Linked DNA regions of Mus musculus: region 2 is linked to region 1. A link is a loop called in an ENCODE intact Hi-C map of the cell type or tissue named here. Cell type or tissue: left cerebral cortex. All regions are shown on one strand. Each heading gives the region's core, and the rest is flanking DNA. Links, peaks and the distances in the headings are about the cores only.

Region 1 (10,404 bases), core at 1,312-9,311:
CAAATGCCACAGACCAAGGCTGCAGCTTTTCTGCTTTGAAATTGCTGCCATGGGCTGGAGAGATGGCTCAGCGGTTAAGAGCACTGACTGCTCTTCCAGAGGTCCTGAGTTCAGTTCCCAGCAACCACACATGGTGGCTCACACCCATCTGTAATGGGATCTGATGCCCTCTTCTGGTGTGTCTGAAGACAGCTACAGTATTTTATATATATATATATATATATATACATATATATATATATATATATATATATTAATTCTTTTAATTAATTTTAAAAAAAGTTAAAAAAAAAGAAATTGCTGCCCAATGTTTCCAGCCAGTTGCTGAAAATGTCAGGGACACTAAGGATCGGCCATTGTTGCAATATCAGGGATCCTTTGCCAGTTGGCTCAAGGACCTCCGGACAGGCTTCTCTTCTGATTGGCCCTGCCTCCTTTGTTAAGGCAGTTTCATGTATGCTGGCTTCAAACTTCCTAGGTAGCCAAGAGTGGCCTTGAACTCCTAATTCTCCCATTTCTACTTCCTGAATTCTGGGATAATAGGTGTGCAATACTGTGCTGGCTCCTCTCTGTTCCAAGTCAGTTGGCGACTACTGACTCCCTCCATATTTTAGCTTGAGGAAATTTTCCTAATAAGGTCCTCACACCTGAAAATGCTCCTCAAAAGACCCAGACTATCATACCGAGTTTGACCTTCAAATCTGTGCTTTAACAAGAACTAAGGTTGTATCTAAGCTAAGACTCTTGGAAAGATACATCAACTTTTGTGAGCTTCCATTAATCTGTTATATCTCAGTTATGACACCAAAACTCTGAGCAAAAAAGTTTAAAAATGGACATTTTAGACTATCAAAATGAAAAAAAATCTGTTCTTCAAAGGATGCTACAAAGAAAGCAAAAATTAAGGCTACAGATGGGTCTGCAGTTATGAGCGCTTACTGCTCTATCAGAGGACCAACTTGATGCCAGCATCCATACTGGGCAAATGAGAAATGTAACTCTAGTTCCAAGGGGTCTGACATCCCCTTCTGGCCCCCATAGGCAGCCATGTATATACACATACACATATACACATGACAAAAATAAAATAAATATTTTTAAAGAGAAAATTCAACATATAGAATGGGAGAAAATATTTGGAAATCATATATTTGATAAGGGATTTGTATTCAGAATATGTTAAGAGTTCTCATATCTCAACAATATAAGAAAACATAATTAAATTAATATATGCTTTTGAAGAGCCAGGCATCGTGTTGCAGACCTGTAATTCCAATACTTGAGATGCCAAGGCAGGCAGATCACCATATGTTTCAGGGCTGACTGAGCAATATGATGATCCATTAAAAAAAAGTGAAGAGAAAGAAAGAAAGAAAGAAAGAAAGAAAGAAAGAAAGAAAGAGAAGAAAGAGAAGAAAGAGAAGAAAGAAAAGGAATAGATATGTCTCCCAAGGAGATGTGTAACTGGCCAATATTCATAGGAAAAGAAACTCATTCTCATTAGCTCCCCAGAAATGCAAGTTAAAACCCATCATCAAAGACTGAGGATGTAGCTCAATTGACAGAAAGTTTGCCTAGCACTTGAGAAGCCCTGAGTTTGATCCCCAGCAAGGAAGCATAAACCAGGCATGGGGGTACACAGGCCTGCTCAGGAGGTGGAGCCAGGAGTGCCCTTGGCTTTACAGGGAGATGGAAGCCATTGTGAAATACAGGAGAGTCTGTCTCCAAAACAAAATGTTACATTCCATTTCATATATACTGGCATGGTTACAATAAAAGTCTGGGTTTAACACAGGGAACATGTTTTTAATCTTAACACTCAGGACGCAGATGCAGGTGGATCTCTCTATGACTTTGAGGTTAGCCTGGTCTACACAGTGAGTTCCAGGCCTGTAAAGGGCTTCTTGGTGATACTGTGTCTCAAAAAAAATCTCGGAGTGGTAAGGACACAGAGAAACTGGAACCGTCTTGTGATGCTGGTAGGAATATAGACTCGTGTCGGTGTAAAGGAGAACTGTCTGGTGGTTTGTTAACAAGCTGAACACTAAGTCATCTTGGCAAATACACAAGAGAAAACATATTTCCATACAAACACGTGCACATGAATATTTATAATAGCATTATTCTCAGCAAACCCAAAATGAAAACAATCCGAATGTCCAAGTCATGATCGGATACACAGAATGAACGCTAACACAGTGTCAACGCTTTTGGTACTGAAAAGGAACGGAGTGTGGCTGTGAGGGTCTACACCACCCCTAGTCCCAGTTACTAAGCAGACTGAGGTAGTAGCATCCCTAGGAATTTGAGCCGGTCTAGAAAACGTAGTGAGGTCATATCTCTTGAATAATTAAAAGAAGACAGAAAATTGACAAAATATTGATATTTATACATGCTGTAACACTGCATGTATGGGTCTTAAAAATATTTCAAAAAGCCACATATGAGAGGCTATGTATTATGTGAATTAATTAAATTATTAAATTAATTCATTAGTGCTAGGACTGACCTGGGTATAGGCATAATGTTTTTGTACACTGTGTTAAAATTTATCCTCGAGTTATTCAAATGCTGATTTCTCTGCCCTCATATCTTATTTCAATTCAGTCAGGGCATTGTAACTTATACCAAGACTCTCCTGTCTCAAGTTTGTGTAAACAATTCTTACCATTTACTCTTTGTCTTGTCAATAAGTGTTGATCACCCAGTAGCTGGGCAGAAGAGAGAATAGGGTAGGATGTCCACCAGTGGAGGGGAGGGAGAGAGAGAGAGAGAGAGAGAGAGAGAGAGAGACAGACAGACAGAGAGAGAGAGAGAGAGAGAGAGAGAGAGAGGCAGAGAGAGAGATAGACAGAGAGAGAGACAGAGAGAGAGACAGAGAGAGACAGAGAGACAGAGAGAGACACAGAGAGACAAAGAGACAGAGAGACAGAAAATGCAGCCAGGAGGATGGGGGATTTGGAACCATGAGGAAGGGGTCCTCCGCAGAGCAATTGTGGAAACACATCTGAAGCCCAAAGAGTCAGACGGATAATAATAAGCAAGTATCACGGGATGGGGCTGGGAGGTAGCTATATTAGCATAGGAGGTTAAGGTAGATCATTTAACTGTTCAGCTATTGAGGTATACCTTGAAATAAATCTTGGTTTTTCTGTGTGTTTCTGGGGAGCTAGTATAAGGTGAAGAAATACAACCACCGGATGATGCACTGCTCACATTTATATTGAAGATAATTCTTCTACACCTGGGGCCTTGTGCATGCTAAGCACATGCTCTACCACTGAGCTGGACATGCTAAGTACATGCTCTACCACTGAGCTGGACATGCTAAGTACATGCTCTACCACTGAGCTGGACATGCTAAGTACGTGCTCTACCACTGAGCTGGACATGCTAAGTACATGCTCTACCACTGAGCTGGACATGCTAAGTACATGCTCTACCGCTGAACTGCAGCTCCAACCCTTTGTTATTTTCAGGTCCTGCTATGTAGTCCAGGCTTGCCTCAATATGTATCTCAGGCTGTTCCCAAACGTGCAGTCCCTGTGACTTAGCCTTCCTGATGCTAGGATTATGGATGGGCACTATCCTACTGACTTGGTCAAGAGTCTAAATACTCACTTAGACGTGCCATCTAGGTCACCGGATTCCTTTCCCTCTCCTTCAGTTAAAGCCCATGCTGACAGTTCAATGTCAGTGCACTGGAGTTGTTTTATGAGCTCTTGTGTTTATGTTGGTGTCTTTCTTCCTGCAGACAAGGTCCATTCTCTTTGGAGTGCATTCCCTTAGCTCTTTGCCGCTAGTGACCCTCTTGAGCTCTGGGTTGGCATATCTTCCCCTCCCTCTGTTTTGGATGGCAGGATGCAAGGGTCAACTGGCCTGTATTTAGCACTAACTAGGGACTAAATGATTCTGTCTTTTTTGTATTTAGTCACCATGATGCTGCTGGATGGCTTGAGGCACTAATGTAAGGTGGTCTGAACAGGGGTGGAAAGGAAGTTGATCATGCTGTTATAGCAGGCCTAGAGAAAGGCTGTCTGAGTCTATGTCCTAGCTTCCTCATGTCCCCGGATTTCTCATATCAATGGGAACAGGACTAGAATAAAGTTTGGGTTGGTTACCTATTTGTATTGCAATGAGACCTATGCTTTGCTCCATTCAAATGCCATATAAGTAGTTTTCAAAGTTTATACACTGTAAGTCATCTGGCTCCCAAACAGAGAACTGTGTTTCAAGCCTGTTTTGGGTTATATCTCTGTGTTATAGTGGCAGAATTCTACCCAAACTGAATTCAGACTATTAACAGATGACAGATTTAGCTATGGTAAATACCTGCCTACCTCTAGTCACCCTCAATGACCTCTTACCAGCAGCCATTCAGAGAGATAGATCCACTGGCTTTGTGTCAATCAAGAACATTGTATTGCATAAAAGTTTCCTCTGAGATTGCAATATTACATCCTGCAGGGAAGCTCTTTAAGCAGGAAGGTAACCAACTCAAAGTAGCTTCAGGAAGTCCCTGAAACTGACCAGATTCACCAGGCCCTGACCTGACAGAGTAAGCAATAAACACTGAGTATCCCCTAAGAAGAGCAGAGCCAAGCAACAAAGAAGACTCTCCAACAAGCTGAGCTGCAAAGAAGAATCAGACCAGACCAGCTGCCTAGAAGAAGCAAGGGCCAGCAGAGCTGCCTGGAAGAAGTTTAGACCAACTGAGGCACCTGGAAAGGGTACTCTTCACCCGTTGAGCTTCCTGCAGGCTGTGCTGTGAGCTCCAGGTTCCCAGCTTTGTGAGCTGTCACCCATGCTGGGGTGAGCTTTAGTGATGCAGTTGTCTTTGAGTCCTTTCTGCGACTGTAAGTAACGTCTCACCCACGTTCCTCTAAGTAACCCAATGAAACTCATTGTTCACCAAGTTGGACTTGTATCTCATCTGCCACAGGATCCATGCCTAGTGTAAGTAGACATGTGGGTTGTGTCTTCCCAGGAAAGGTTTGTCACAACACCCTGAGCTTACTGAGCCACAGATGAAGTGACTGAGCAAAACTAAGGGGTGATAGAAGGAAGTGGGCAAAGGTGGGAAACCAGGGGGGTTTAGCATTCCTGGGCCTGAAGGGAGGAATGGGTCAAGAGGAGACAGGACCCAAGGAAAGAAGACATATGTTGCTTTAGAGTGGTGGTGTCAGTCAATCCTCAGGGAGACACCAGCGTAAATACCCAGTTTCCTTCTCCACTTGTCCCTCCTCCAGGCCTCTCCCAGCATGCTTGCCTCCCAAATGCACTGGTGCAGCCATTTCAAGAGCAACATGAGCAGCTTATTAAAAATCAACTGGCACCTTCTCTCCTCAACACAGGCCATCTCTTACCAGATAGCTCATTCTACAACATCTTTTGATTCCCATGTTTATTGTCTGCTCCCCAGTGTGAATATCGGTATTGTGAATATCTAGAGAAATACATACAGAGAACGGTGTCTCATATAGCTCAAGTTGGCTTGTGCAATGGATGACTTTGAATTTCTGATCTTCTGCTTGCACCTAGTGAGTGCTGGGATTATGAGCTTGTACTTCCAAGGACATGACGCTGGGGACAGAAAGCAGGGTGAGCTGCATGCTGGGTAAGCGTTCTACCAACTGAGCTATATCCCAGTCTAAGTGTACGTATCTTGAAGGCAAGTTCTTAGAATTGTGTCTTGCTGTGATGAAACACCATTATCAAAGCAACGGGGGAGGAAAGGGTATTGGCTTACATTTCCCTATCTCGCTGTTCCTAATCAAAGGAAATTAGGACAGGAATTCAAGCAGGGCAGGAGCTGATGCAGAGGCCATAGAAGGGTGCTGCTTGCTAGCTTGCTCTTCATGGCTTGCACAGCCTACTTTCTTATAGAATCCAGGACCACCAGCCTAGGGATGGTGCCACCCACAATGGGCTAGGCTCTCCCTCGCATTTTCTCAGTTAAGGTTCCCTTGTTTCAGATAATTCTAACATGTGTCAACTTGACATAAAACTAACCAGCACACATTTTAGGAGTTTTTGTTTGTTTGTTTGTTTGTTTGTTTTTGTTTTATCCCTCCCTGCCCCCACCCCACCCCCCATTCCCAATCCGGCAGTCCTAGGTTCCTAGCTTGGTGGTTGGAGAATAATAAGAGCTGAATAAATCCTGTGAATGAGTCAACAGGCTAAGGCCCAGGTAGCTTGCGGGGAGTCCCTCCCCTTTTAACAGAAAGATCTGGCGGTTGCCTTGTGAACACCTTAGAGTGCTGGGTCCGGAGCTGCAGCTCTAGGCCTCAGGTCTGTAGCTGGGAGGGACAGCAGGTGCCAGTCAGTCCTCCAGTTCTGCCGCAGTAGTGCTGTTTCCCCGCCCAGCTTCACCCAAGGTGCAGCTCGACCTGCTACCCAAAGTAGCCGGCCGGAGGCAGGACAAGCGGGGTGGCGGGCCGTGTTCCTCCCACGGTCCTTGCATGAGCCCGGGAAGGACGCCCGGAGCTCCTGGCAGGTTATTTTTAGTTGGGGGAGGGGACGAAGCGGCGGGCCCGGGCGCCACTGGCTGAGGTGGCCACGGTGTCCTCCGGCAGTGCGCGCCGCTGTCCTCCGGGACCTGCGCTCGGTGGGGGCGGGGAAGGCGGCTGGAGAGCGCGGCGGGCGGGAAGGGGCGGAGAGCGCGCTCCTGCGGAGGAGGCTGTGCTCATCCCGGCGGCCGAGCGCTCCAGTACTCGCCGGGCTTCGCAGATGGCTTGCCCCGCTCTCGGTCTGGAAGTCCTTCAACCCCTGCAGCCCGAACCACCTCCGGAGCCTGCCTTCGCCGAGGCACAGAAGTGGATCGAGGTAGGTGCCGCCACCGGCGGGCGGCCTTGCAGGGGCGCCCCAAGCTGCTGCCCCGAGAGCAGCGACCTCAGGTCCAGCCTTCCCCCACTTTCGTGGCCAGCTTCCCCAGGTCATCCTCCGCGGCCTTCGGAAGACTGAGATCCCTTGGCGTTGGGGCTCTGGGATGGTGGGCGTGAACAGGGGGGACACTGCGGTCTAGCTGTGCGCCCAGGGGCAAGAGGCTGTCCCCTGCGCCTTCATCCCTGCTGCCTGCGGAGCTCGCAATCTCCGCTTGGTTTGCAAGTGCTGCTACGGAAAGCGCAGTGCGAGCCGTAGCGCTGCAAAGGCTACAGGGGCTCGAGCTTCCAGAGCCCTTTGCGGGAGCCGCATTTCGGGGTGTCCCGCTCACTGCTCCACATTCCCTTGGCCTCTCTCTTCTCCCTTCCGGAGCAGAGTTGGCAGTATCACCACTGAGGCTCATACCCATCCAAGCCTCTTGGCTGTGTTCTGGCACCCGTTCAGGTGCAAGGTTGGCGCAGAGCACAGCGTAGGGGGGAACCTGCAAGACCTAGTTGTGAGTGCGCTATCCGTAGACACGCTGCCCAGCTATCGGTTGTCCCAGAGACCGCAGGGTGGGCTGCAGCAGGCCCCGTACCGGGCCAGGTTGGCACATTTCACTTCTTAAATGACTCGGTGGAAGGCCAAGGAAATCACTGGAGCTCTCGGCTCAGTCCAGGAAGCGCTCGCTGGGTGATCCTGATTCATGATGTCTATCTGCAGGTGCAGCTCAGTAGCCCTGCTATTCTGAAACAATCCGGTCTTTGGGTTCAGGACGCGTGGAGGGCGAGAGTGGGAGAGGTGATTTGTGATCCACTCTTGGAATTCCTATGAACCACCTTTTAAAATGCCTTGTAGAAGAGGAATTTGGCTAAATGGCGCGCAACCCCCTTGGCCTGAGAGTTCAAAGGAGGATGTGTGCAGCTAAGTCGTGACCAAGCAAGAATACGCTTCAGAGAACTCAGATGGTCGCTTAGCGACCCCATCCCCACCCTTGGGACAGCCCAGGTCTCCAATGTTGGTAGGGTGATAGAACTATAGGGCTGTATATTTAAACCTGCTGGGTTGCCTGCAGAGGCTATTGCTGGAAGGCTCAGCCACAGGCCGCCACCTTTCAGGGTCAACCAGCTTCATGGATGCAAAAAAGCTCCTTAGCGTTTGGAGCCATCTATTTAAAAACGGAACTAAGGAAACAATATATACCAGGCACCATTACTAAAAGTCAGGGCTGGCTTGTCTCTTGTAACTACCAGATGTAACTTACTACCAGATGAGAAAACGACGTTAGCCTCTTATTTTTGATGGAAGGCTTATTTTGATGGAAGGCTTGGAGCATGACAGGTGTTCTCTCTGAGTTTGGGGCTCACAGGCTCACTGGAGACAGTAGTGGAGAGTTGTGTGACAGCTTCTTTCAACTTCTTGAATTTTTTGGGGGGGAAATTAGCCTCTGTTTTCTCATAGGCACGTGATTTATTCCCAGTTTCTTTGATAGTAACTGATAGTAATTTATAGTAATATTGACATACATGTCCTGCCTTTAAAAGTGCATTGTGGTATAAACTCCATGCAGGATAGAATGCAAATCTGAATCTCACATCTCTGTGAATTTTGGAATATGTACACATATTTATTACATCTCCCCATAGATCAAAATATATAAAGATTTTTTTTTCCTGTTGGTATTTCAGGCTAAACATTACACAGTGTAGAACATTAGCTTTCATATCAGCTTGAGGAAAGGAAGAGACAGTTTAAGAAAGCAGAGCCGGGTTAAGCGCTAAACACAGTTTAGAATGGCTCTTGATACTTTGCCCTTTAAACCAGTCAAAGACAGTGAAAACCCAAATGGTGTGTGTGTGGCTTTAGGACCAGGCTGCCAGGCACGCTGCGTGTGCATAATTGAAGTGGCCTATCTCCTTTCCTCAGTGGAGTTGGATTTCATCAAAAGGGGAGTTTCCTCTCCTAAGCCCAGGCTGGGTAAAAAGGTGTGTGTGTGTGTGTGTGTGTGTGTGTGTGCATTGGGGGAGTGCTCAACACTCCCCCCCCTTTCCCCTTCCCATTCTTGAAATGTAAATGCCACGTTTGCAAACTGGGAGCCGGGGGCCATAACAGATGGTTTTGCACACAGTTGCCCACTGAACAAAGATTCCTGGGCTAATACAGCAATAATGTGTTTCTTAGTGTGAGCCGCTTCCCGTGGGGATTCTTATCAGGAGACAATCGCATCTCCCCTTAGGGGCCCATTGTCTCTGGCAACATCCTCATTGGGGAGGGCTTTGTTTTTCGGTTTTGTTCCATTGGTGATTAAATTTCCCACAGGCCTTTTTCATTTTTTTCTTTCTGTGCAGTCAGGAATTTTTCTGAAAAAAAAAAAAACCCACCAAAATGTTCCCTTGGGTGCAGCAGGTTAATAAATAAACTTTGCTACTACTCTGCATCTTTAGTTCTGGGCTTCTTTGAGTTGGTCTGTCTAGAGAATTTACATTCTTAATAAGGCTCACAGAGCAAGCTTCCGGACACAGGTTCTTAGCAAGGAATTTCTCAGCCTGTAGCCTTGACTGTTTGAAGACCGTCTTACTGGGCAGGAAATATGGCTCAGAAGCCAGGCTCCTACCTCCCCCAACACCAGCTTCTGCTTCAGCTGCCAAAGGTGAACTCAGTAATAAAGCTGGGCTCGGTCCGGTCACAGACTGGGTAGGGACAGCTGGGTCACATTTCCAGAGACTTTCCATGGTTGTAGGAGCAGCCTGAGAGTACCTTAAGTGGTTTTGGGGAGGGTCCTAAGGGGAGACAGCAAAGTTCAAGGAATAATTCACTCTCAGCAGGCAGAGGCAAGGCCAACTTCCTATTGAATTGCCTTTCTAGCTTATTTTCCTAGGGCAGTAAGCTGCACAGTGGGCCAAGAGGCCCAGCTTCCTAGCTGGAAGTCCTTGGGTGGGGACCAGGTCTGTCACTTCTAGCTGAGTGACCTTGGGCAAGCTGCTTTTCCTGTCCTTATGTTTCCAGATATTTTCTTTGAGAGATACCTCGAACTAACAACAAAACAACAAAGGGGATATTGTTGAAACATCTGTAAAACAGGACATTAAACAACACCTCACTTTGGAGGAGTGCCGCAGGATTTAATACGTGAATATACTTTAAAGTGCTTTAGAATAGGCTTGTTGGTTAAAGCATTTGCCTGGTGAGTGCGTGGATTGGTATTTGGATCCGAAGTGCCCACTAGGTCCCATCTGTAGTTCCAGCACTGGGATCTCATGCTAGCTGGCTTGTTAGACTAGCCCATGGCAGGGAGCTCTATGTTCAGTTTCGAGATGCTGCCTCAAAGAACAGTATGGGGAGTGATCCAGGAAGCCTCCTGATGTCAGTGTTGTGGGTCCATATATACAAATACACGCACATGCATGCACACACACACATACACACAAACAACAAATCCATAAGACATGTGCATGTTAAGAAAGTACTTAGAATAGCACCTGGTACTGCTTGAGTGATGATATCATAGTTACCATTTATACTACTGTTGCTGTTATTCTTACT
Region 2 (10,404 bases), core at 1,666-9,665, 150 kb after region 1:
CATTGACTTCACACGCATCCTGAAGCACGGAGCGAAAGACAAAGATGGCTGAAGAGCTGCGGCTTCCAGCCCATTGCTCCCATTGCCATTGGGGTATTTCTGAGATTTTTCTCCTGGAGCCCAATGCATGCCGTAGCTTTACTGCTTTTTGCCTTTCTTGTTTTGTATTTATTCTCAGCCATTTTGGGCCACATGTACCTTTATAATACTGGAAATGGGACTTTCTGTCATTATCCGATGAGAAAGTAAGTTCATTTAACTTACAGGCAGTCTTGTCCCTTGTAATAACTGCAGCCCAGAATCAATATATTTTTTTCAGAGAAAGTTATCCACTCGTTTTTTTTCCTGAATGATAATTAAACTTTCTGATAAAAAAAAAAAAAAAGAATCTGCACGTCACTAGGGATAACAGCTGTACATACACTCAAGGACTGACTTGGTTCACTTTTTTTTTTTTTTTAACTTTACCATAGTCTGAAAGTAATGCTTGTTCAGTAGACTCTATGCTTTGATCTTTTCCTGGGATGGGGCTATGCAGTTTGACATTCTATATCCTGACAGTGGCAGGAGCCACAGCTTCCAATTAGCCATGCATACATAAGAGCAAATGTGCAACGTTTAGCTGCTGTTCGATAATATGCTTAGATAAGACTGATGCACTAGTCTCCTTGTCCAGGTTCTTTTGGCAGAAGACTTGATAAGAGATTGTGTTCCTGGTACTTACCCGGCACATATGATCTCGATTTGGGTTTTCTTGGTTTGGAAAGTGAATTAATTATCCACTGCTGTGTAACAAATGGCTGACCCAACTCAGTAGCTTAAAACCACATTGGTTATCACATAATTCCCATGGGTTAGGAACCTGATCGAGGCTTAGAGCAGTTGCTAGTTCAGAGTCTCTTTCATGAGGGAGGGGATGAAGAGAGGGAAGGAAGGAGAGAGAGGAGGAAGGAAGGAAAGAAGGAGAGAGGGGGAGGGAGAGAGAGGCAGAGAGGAAGGAGGTGGGGGAGGAAGGATGAGAGGGAACACAAATGCTTAAGGTGGAAGTTATTGTCTTTTATACCTTAATCTCTGAAGTGGTACTCTGTCACTTCTGCCGTACATGTAATTAAAAGCAAGACACTGAGTCAACCCCACACTCCAGGAAAGTATGTAAGGACTTGAAAACCAGGAGCGGTCCTTGGGAGCTGTGGGACTCTACCTGTCACAGAGGCTGACATTATTGTGCATACACTCTTTCTCCACTTGGCTTGGCTCACCCCTTCTTGACATCACTATGATGTGAAAGTGATGCCCTTTCAGTAGGATCTATTCTTTGATGATATTTTCCTGGGCTGCAGATGCACAGTATGGCTTTCTAAATCCTGACAGCAACAGGAGTCACAGCTTTCAGTCAGCCACAACATAAGTAAACATCATACTCACACACTACTGTGTGCCTTGTCCTCGGGTGTGCTGTTTGGTGAGGTAGATGTGTTCATTGGATTTTCAACTTATGATGTGTTTGTCAGGACTTATTCCCTTTGTAAGCTGAGGAACGTTTCTACTAACCTGTAAATATTCTTATTCTTCTGGAGACATGTACTGAGGTTTGATTTGTGGCTATGTATGCTATGAGTGAATTCTCAAGTATACCAGCTCTTGTGCAAACCTTGCTCCTTAATTTAAAACTATTGGTTAAAAAGAAAAATGATGACAGCCAATTACTGGAGGGAATGGAGGTAGGTGGATTTTCAGATACCTGGTTGGGGAGTCACAGGTAGAGGGGAGAGAAAGAGACCACAGGGAGAGAAGAGGAGGACGAAGAAGGCACCATGGAGTAGGTGGATTGTGAGCACCAGGCCACAAGGGCCAGCCAGTTAGAGTAGGATCAGCCCAGGTGTAACATGGCAAGTGATATCTTGGAAATATTGACAGAGAAATAGACAAAATATTATAGAGGGTTGATATCTGCCCAGCTCAAATGCTTTAAGGCTTATTGCAAATATAAAGGTTTTGCGTCTTTTATTTGGGAACTAAATGATCTAAGGTGGGGTAGAAAAATCCCCAAATAATATTTACCTCAAGAGACATGACCATAGTGTCATAGCACTTTAAAGATTACAGTTTTCTGGCACAGCTTCTTGTATGAGATCCAACTTAGTCCCTTGTTTTGTTTTTTGGTACTATTTCCTTGGCATGGGGGAGGGGGGAGAGGTGGTTCACATTGCACCAAGAAGAGATGGTTTGTTCTCTCTTGTCTTCCAAGAACAAATCTGCTTTTGCTATAAGTCATAACCCGTAAGTTTTAGAGGTCGTCCTCCCAGGAGGCAAAGAAACAAGTCTAACAGTGAGGAAGCTACAGAGAGCTAATGAAGTCTAATATGCGAGGATGACCAAGGAAGGTGACTTGAGATTAAGATCTGCTTTGGAAAGGTGAGGTGTGACCAGCGCTCCTATGAACACAAGACACATCAGAGTTGTAGAAAAGATCTTCTTGTTGGGAGTGTATAAGGTCAAGCCAGAAGAGCTTAGATGCTATCTGAGAGCAACCAGTGTTCCCATATGACTTATCTGGAGCTAAGGGTCTCTGAGAAAAGTCATTTTTTTGGACTTCATTGTTTTGGAATGAACCAGAAGGAGCACATTGAGACCAGAAATCCCATCTTGGTGGAGTTGGACCTACTGAAAGCAAAGGACTTCTGTGCTACAGATAACTCTGCATCTATGTGGGGCTCTCTAGCTTTCCATCACTGTGAATAAATATCAGAGACAAAAAACCTACAGGGAAAAAGGTTTTATTGTGGTTCAGTTTCATAGACTTCAGCCCAAGGTTGGATGGCTCCATTACTTGGGGCTTGATGGGGGCAGAGTTACAGAAGCCGGAGTGTGTGGCAGAAGAGACACCTATCTTCATGGCAGCAAAGAAGCAAACAGTCAGAGAAAAGACTGGTGAAAACATTTCCGTTAATGGCATGTCTATAGTAACCTGTCTCCTCCTCTTCTCGGCCTCACCTCTTAATAACCTATTCGGTGATGACTTCATCAAAGTATAAGGTAGTATTCTCATGATCTAATCACCTCCCAGGTTTCACCTCTTAGTACTACTTCGCTAGGGACCAAGCTTTGAACACATGAACTCTAGGGAGACAGTTCAGATTTAAGTACTTACAAGTGTAGGAAGCCAGCTATGGGAAGAAACCAAGCATCAGTTGATTAGGAGACGAGAAATCCCGATGAGAGTTGATACACACCTAAGCCTAGATGAAGGGCCAAGGGGAACAGACATGGGAAGACAGAATTTGTCTCCAAACACAGTAAGCCATCATTTTATGAGACATAGCATTCGTAAGGGTCTAGCTAATAAAAGCCACCTGCCAACTCAATTATGACACAATGGTAAGGCACCAGCAATGGAAAGACGCAACTTTATTTCAGATGTTAAAAATATGTACATGTTGGACTTGGTAAAAACACAATAAATAATGCTAGGAAGATGACATTTATGTTTGGGACCTGAGAAACTTGGAGCATGCTAATGTTCTTAATAGGAATCATGGGAACAGGGGATGAGAAGTGGCCTCCAAGAACAAATATCAATTCTGTTTTGGACACACCGACTTGGCTGTCTCTAAGAGACAGTCATGTGCAGATGTCTGGCAGGGTAAAGGACATGTTAGATTGAAACCTGGAGGGGGAACATGAGAAAAGTTTGACTCTGTTAGTGAATGAAAAATTCTGACATTAAATCTTCATGCTAAAGTGTGCACAAAAACCAAATTAATTTCCTTTCCTATAACCACAAAATTTGAATCCCTCCCTCTGATTGTAGTTTTTAATCCTTGGGTGCGCTTGACAAGTCCTGAAGGGACACAAGAAAAAGGAGAGAGAGAGACAAAAGGGACTTGAAGCCACTGGAGAAGTCATGAAGTGTTGGACTTAGCTTTGCTTGACAAGTCCTGAAGGGACACAAGAAAAAGGAGAGAGAGAGAGAGACAAAAGGGACTTGAAGCCACTGGAGAAGTCATGAAGTGTTGGACTTAGCTTTGAAAGCATGCCAGATGGAGACTTTGAAAGTCCTTCACCTAACTGGTTGACAGCTTGTTAGGTAGTACCCACCTGGCTGATGCTCTAAGGGCTGCTATCCCATGACTTTTACTGTTAGTGGAAGGCAAGTGTGTTGGTTTCTTCTACCACGATGACACGATGGGTAGCTTGAGCAATAGAAATGCATTTTCCCACAATTCTGAAGGGCCATGAGTGTCCAAGATCCAAGCTGGGATGAGGCCTGGTTTCTTCTGAATGGCCATCCTTTTGTACTTTTTTACATGCTTGTCTGTGTCAGCATTTCCACTTTTTAGGAGGACACCATCGCAGCTTGGCTTAGGGTCCAAGCAGAGGATTTCCTATGGCGTAATGACCTCTTTAAAGTCAAATACTGTCACATTCTGAGTTACAAGGAGTTGGTTAGGGGGACCTGATGGAGGATACAATTTAACCCATAACAGTGGATAAGCAGCCAAGCACCTAGATTCTTACTCATATGTATTAAGTGACTGGAGTCACTACCTGACGTCTGATAGTCTTTCTGTGCACTATAGATTATTTTCCTAACATGTTTCCATGATCGTTTTTGTGTCCCCACAAAGACAGGAGTTACATATAAAAGTTCTGTAAGTTTTTTTTAAATCTTCCCTTAGGTTTTTTTCTTCTTCCTGTTTCTGGGGTGGGGGTGGACCCAAATCTTTCTTTGAAGAAAGAGCTCAGTTGTTTTCCCTTATCGTTCCCTGGGCAGAGTTCAGCAGCCTGTGACATTACATCACTTCCTTGCTCTTCCCCTTTGGGAATAAAAGCTTCAAGTATGATCTGTGAGGGAAAACATACAAGAACAGGGACACATGTTTTGGTCTTTGTCTTACCTGTTTTTCATAGTCATGGCTTGCATAACGAAATTTCTGTGGAACTAATTCTTATACATGACTTTCCACTCAAGTTCATGGGGTTTCTACAGTTTAACAAGAACAAAAACACGTCCCAAACCACTTGAAGGCACGAGCAGTAGACCATGCTTGGCTGGGATAGCATTGCCCTTCCAGTGCGTCTTCCTCTGAGACTGTTTTCATAGGAAGTTTGTCTTGGCCGGCGTTTCAAAAGAATTGTTAGACACCTATCTGATCATTAAGTGGCTTCCTGCTAGAAGCTTGGTTCTACATTGATCTAAAAATGGAACATTAATTTCTCTCATTTTCGCCCTCTCAACAATGTATAATATGCAATAACCAAGTAAAGGCCTTGATATTTAACTTGTTCTTCCAGAGTTCAATTTTGCCTACCTTAAAGCAGTGGTTCTCAGCCTTCCTACTGCTGTGACTCTGATACACTTCCTCCTGCTGTGGTGACCCCTAAACCGTAACATTATTTTTGTTGCTTCTTCAGAACTATAAAACTATAACTTTGCTACTGTTATGGATTGTAATGTAAATATCTGATATGCAGGATATCTGATATGTGACCCCTGTAGAAAGGTTGTTTGACCCCTAGAGGGTTTCAACCCACAGGTTGAGAACCACTGCCTTAAGTCTTTTGTTCGACTTAAATATAGTTTTTAAAACTGTGATGACTAACAGGCATAGCAGCACAACCCTGTAGTCCTAGTTACCCAAGGAGAGGAGGCAGGAGGGTCACTTGAGGCTAGGAGTTCAAGACCAGCCTGGAAAGTATAGTCAGTCTTCCCCAGCCCCCATATAAAGTTAAAAGAAGGAGGAAGAGGAGGAGGAGGAGGAGGAGGAGGAGGAGGAGAAGGAGAAGAGAAGGAGAAGGAGAAGAAAGAAGAAGAAGAAGAAGAAGAAGAAGAAGAAGAAGAAGAAGAAGAAGAAGAAGAAGAAGAAGAAGAAGAAGAAGAAGAAGAGGAGGAGGAGGAGGAGGAGGAGGAGGAGGAGGAGGAGGAGGAGGAGGAGGAGGAGGAGGAGGAGAAGAAGAAGAAGAAGAAGAAGAAGAAGAAGAAGAAGAAGAAGAAGAAGAAGAAGAAGAAGAGAAGAAGAAGAAGAAGAAGAAGAAGAAGAAGAAGAAGAAGAAGAAGAAGAAGAAGAAGAAGAAGAAGAAGAAGAAGAAGAAGAAGAAGAAAACAAAAGCAGGGTGAGGGATACAATGTTGTAAAAATAGGACTTAACTTTAATGGTCCTCCTCACATAGCTAAGCATGAGGGAAAAAATAGCAAAGTCAAGTAGAAAAACAGTCTACAAGATTCCTGACAGTGTTCTTCACGACTGCCAAGGTCATTTTTTTTTTTAAAGCAAGTTTCAGAAACAAGGTAAGTCCTGACTTGCTGAAAGTGTAATGTGCTATCCTAGATGGTATCAAAGAGTTGAAACCCAGATTCTAGTTTCCAGCACTCGGCCAGAATCTCTTCCCCAGTTGCCATGGTGATCCTAGGCACTGAGATGTGAGATCTTAGCTGTACTGAACCTATTTTTCCTTTTGCAACTCTTCTGTATATTTTTTTTTAAAAACTCTCTCTAAATTATTTTATTTAAAAAGTAGGGTAAATGACAATAAATTTGATAATGATTAAGGAGGGTGCAAAGCAAGGAAAGAGTGGAAACACAGGAGTTATTAATAAGTGCTAAACGCCAGCCTACCATAGGATGTATTGGTGTCAATAAATGGCAGGATACCAGAGTCCGCCGGCCTATCAATCTAATAAACTTTTTATAAGTGATAGATTGGTCATAAACACTGTGTTTTATGGCACCTGAAAATTCCAAACAGTAAATCCACACACAGAATTTCAGTTCACATATTTCAGGACCCTGTTTTTAGAATCTGTACAAAGAAATATTTCATGGCCTTTATGGAGTTTTAATAAAAAACAACAGGTGGAAAATGGATTCTGCAGTAGCGAGAGCGACTATAACCATAAATACTGGTATCTCAGAATTACACCAGCAGAGACTGTAAACACATTAGTCATCCAACAGGGCTGGATTCCATTCTCAGATGTCACCTCAATTCCAGGCACAGAGATTGAATGCCACCATTTAAATTCAAAACACTGAATGGATATGATGATCTTTTATGTTCACGGGGATTCACGGAGAGCTTGTGATAGTTTCCTCGTCTATAAAATAAAAGCTGATAAATCTCATCTCAGCATTGTGGGACCAAGCAAGCTGACACACATTAAATGCCTAAGATGATGGCGGATGGTATGTTTCCAGTAAATCATAGCAGTGCTTCTTATTTCTTAAGCTTGTGTTTATTTTCATGGTTGCAGGATTAGGGGCCCTCTACCTGTTTAACAACACTATCGTTTTATAAATGGGGAAACTGAGGCTCAGAAGGTGATAACTGGCCCGGGACACTGCAGCTGGTTTGTCTCAGAGTTAGAACCTGAAGCCTAATGGCCAGTCACACTGATTTTAGTCCAGTTCCAGAATGGCTGACAATATTGCAAGCCTACTGTGTGCTACAGGCTGTCACCATGTTCTCTTTTTAGGATAGTATTTGGGCTTCTGGATCCCTGGGGGTGTTGCCTCCTCTTCCTTGGAGGGATCGGAATCCCCACCTCCTTTCCCAATAGGTGTGGCAATCAGCTCTCTCACACTTCATTCCCCTCCACATCAGCATTCCAGCTATTGCAGCCTGCCTGCTCTGCTCCAAGCAGGGCTCCATGGTAGTGAGGATCTTGCTGGGCAAGAGAATGTAGGAACATCTGGACTGCTGTGAGGGGCTCACAGGAGGGGAGCTGCACACCCCCCCACCTCCCTGTGTGGGTCTGCAGGAGCTCAGTACAGAGTGTGAGGACATGCTGGGGTGAGTAAATCTGTTATTGGAAAGTATCTATGATCAATGTCCAGGGGAGAAGGAAGGAGGCAATGTGGGGCAATGTGTAGACCCCAATACTGCACCATTTGGTGCCATGAGGGATGTGTCTACACATACAGGAGGTACCTCTCACCTGAGACCTCTCTCTCACTCTTCTGTTGTCTCAGCTGCCTTGCTATGCGTTGTAAAAAAAAAATCTCATTTTCTGGCAACAAAAAGAATTGAGGAGAAAAGTGGCCAGGGAGGAAAAAGCAGTGGCTCTGGATTCAAGGGCTGCATCCCTGACTGGTCCTTGACCATCAGTCACAATCTGTATTTATAGCAGGCATAGAAAGGACTGGAGGGTAACCCTGAGAGGTTTTCTAATAAAACCCCGTCAAAGCTGTCTGAACGCTGAACACTTCATGGCACTGGCTATCGAGGGAAGGAAATTTCTCTTCATCAAATTTATGGGGCTGGATTGAAAACCAAACTGAAACAGCTTCACGAATCACTGTGACAAAATGATTCATCTTCGAGGAGTTGGAAAAATCTATTTTTATCACCTTTATTCTGCCAACTCCTCATTTTTATTCTCTCCCTGAACTACTGTTATTTCCTTCGTGGTGCCAAGTTAAACCAAATATCTCCAGAGGCTATAACCGTCCTCACTGGATCCTTCCAGCCTGGCTGATTCAGCAGAGGGGGAAGAAGGGACTGTTGGTTCTGCACTGCATGAGTGGGGCTACCTGAAGTTGCTGCCTGGAACCTAGAGAGTCTGCCTATGGGTGTGAGCCGCTCTCAGCAACCTGCTTTCTCTGATGGTTTGTTGAGTGTTAGGGATGGCCATTACTCTTCCAGCTTACCCAGCTAAAGAAGGGATATGGATATCCACACCGCTCTTTCAGCCCTCCCTTTTAGTCGGGGAAGGAAGACATGCAAAGACATGCATTAGGACAGAAACAGACCCTGTGACTTCATGCTATACACTTCCCTGTGTTCCTTCGGGTCCCCAGTCATCCATCTCTCTAGCCTCTTGCATGTCCCCAGGATGGTTCTTTGAGAGTCCTAGGAAAAGCTAAAGGGAAGTTTCCTTGGGAAGAACATCAAAGAGAACCTGCTTTCCAGGTTGCCTTGAGTAGCATATTCATCAGCTTCTCCTTTTGATGATAAGATACATAGTAACTAGAGAAACAGCGGGAACAGAGCCATGTAGGTCCAATGCCAGCCTGAGCATTTTCAGCACCTGGTACATAGATATTCAGTAGATATTTGCTGAACAAACGGAATGCAATTCCTCATAACCCCCAGCCTTTCATAAAATCTATCTTTCAGAAGGTGACGGTGTGTTTTGTTAGTAGCTGGCATTCTTCTATACAACTAGCGGGCCGAATCTGAAACCCTGAATTTTCAGAATACATATCTTAGCCGCATATCCTGGCAGATTCCTTAGTCATTTGAGGCCCATGTTTACTTGCCCATAAAATGGGCTCAATAACTGTCTTCTTGACTTTCATAAAGAAGCAGGAGAAGGATAAAAACAGAGGAGAAGGAAGAATAAGAGAGAGAGAGAAGCAAGAGGAGGTAGGAGAGGACGAGGAGAAGGTAGAGGAGAAGGAGGAGGAGGAGGAGGATTGTTTATTGAGATGATTTTGGAATCCTTTGAGAGTTTAGCTCTGAATGTAAAGTACAAATGTTAATAAACTTTCTCCAGGAGAAAGGACAGTTTGAGAATGAGCAAGTAAAGGGGATTTTGTGTGTGTGTTATTTGTGAGTGTGTATATGTGTGAGTGTGTATGCACACATATATGTGCATTCCTCCTAATCTTCCTACATTGTATGTGTATTCCTTGATCTTCCCCGAATACTGACTGCACTCTTGCTGCACCTAGGTACTAAACCAAATGTCAGGTGGTCATTGTTGGAACCAGCCACCTCAGGTTTCATCCCGATCGATGTATGCTGCTGTCTAAACCCTGCAGGGTGTAGCAGACAGTACGGTGCCAACAACTAATCAGACCGGGAAAGTATCTCAAACTATCTCCATGACCCTTTCCCCGAGGCTTTAGAAAGAAATATCCAGTAGACTGAGAAGACCGTGTTTCTGTGGGTTCCTAGGCAGCTGGAAGGGTGGGGTCTGTGTATGGAATGGCATACTGAACTGTCCTGGAAAACAATGTAAAGGAGCGATCAGGATGACCCCTAGGTAATTGGTTCCAAGGATCCCAAGGCACAACTTTGAGCAGGTAGGTTGATGAAGGTCAGCTTTCATGGCTTCTGCTACTACCTTGGCAACTGAGCTTGTATTTGGTTCCTTCCAGAACCCAGACCCTCACATCTCTTGGGTATGTTAGATGTATAATTTCTATCTGGCTTCTCCAGTCTGTAGAGCTCTACTTGAATACAGTGTGTCCTTTTTGACATTGAATGCCTTCTCCAATAACCTGTACTTGCCCCTGACCCCATTCCCTCTTCTCTGTGAAGGTTTTATTCCTAGACACTGTAGGGCGCAGACCGAGCAAGGCATCCCTGTGAGTTTCAGAGAGCAGTGGATAATTTCCCTCTGCTCTCTTTCTGGTGGCTGGATGGGTTCCTGGGCTTTGTTTTCTGTAAGCAGTCATT

The links. Hi-C counts contacts between places; a loop is a spot of excess contacts. Peaks named below come from ENCODE experiments on the same cell type or tissue, not always from the same donor. Only the 100,000 strongest peaks of a DNase experiment are listed, where the experiment ranks them.
Region 2: it touches region 1 in a loop (2.7-fold over the local background); 5 of 42 quality-filtered maps call a loop at or near these places.

Annotation. Positions count from the first base shown.
Region 1 is chr5:66,739,181-66,749,584 of GRCm38, forward strand. It overlaps Limch1 (LIM and calponin homology domains 1), which reads left to right and starts at 6,709. Exons shown (of 26, transcript NM_001001980.3): 1 at 6,709-6,825. The coding sequence starts at 6,730. In left cerebral cortex, for the core only: a CTCF peak has its summit at 5,585; DNase peaks (open chromatin) are centred at 6,552, 6,825, 7,127 and 7,279; H3K4me3 peaks cover 3,090 bases; H3K27ac peaks cover 2,899 bases.
Region 2 is chr5:66,890,833-66,901,236 of GRCm38, forward strand. All of the region lies in intron 3 of Limch1 (LIM and calponin homology domains 1), which reads left to right. It overlaps Gm52776 (a long non-coding RNA gene), which reads right to left and starts at 3,379. Exons shown (of 3, transcript XR_003955744.1): 1 at 3,152-3,379. It also overlaps the pseudogene Gm6517. In left cerebral cortex, for the core only: no CTCF peak of the experiment used is centred there; DNase peaks (open chromatin) are centred at 6,383, 7,015 and 8,419; H3K27ac peaks cover 2,226 bases.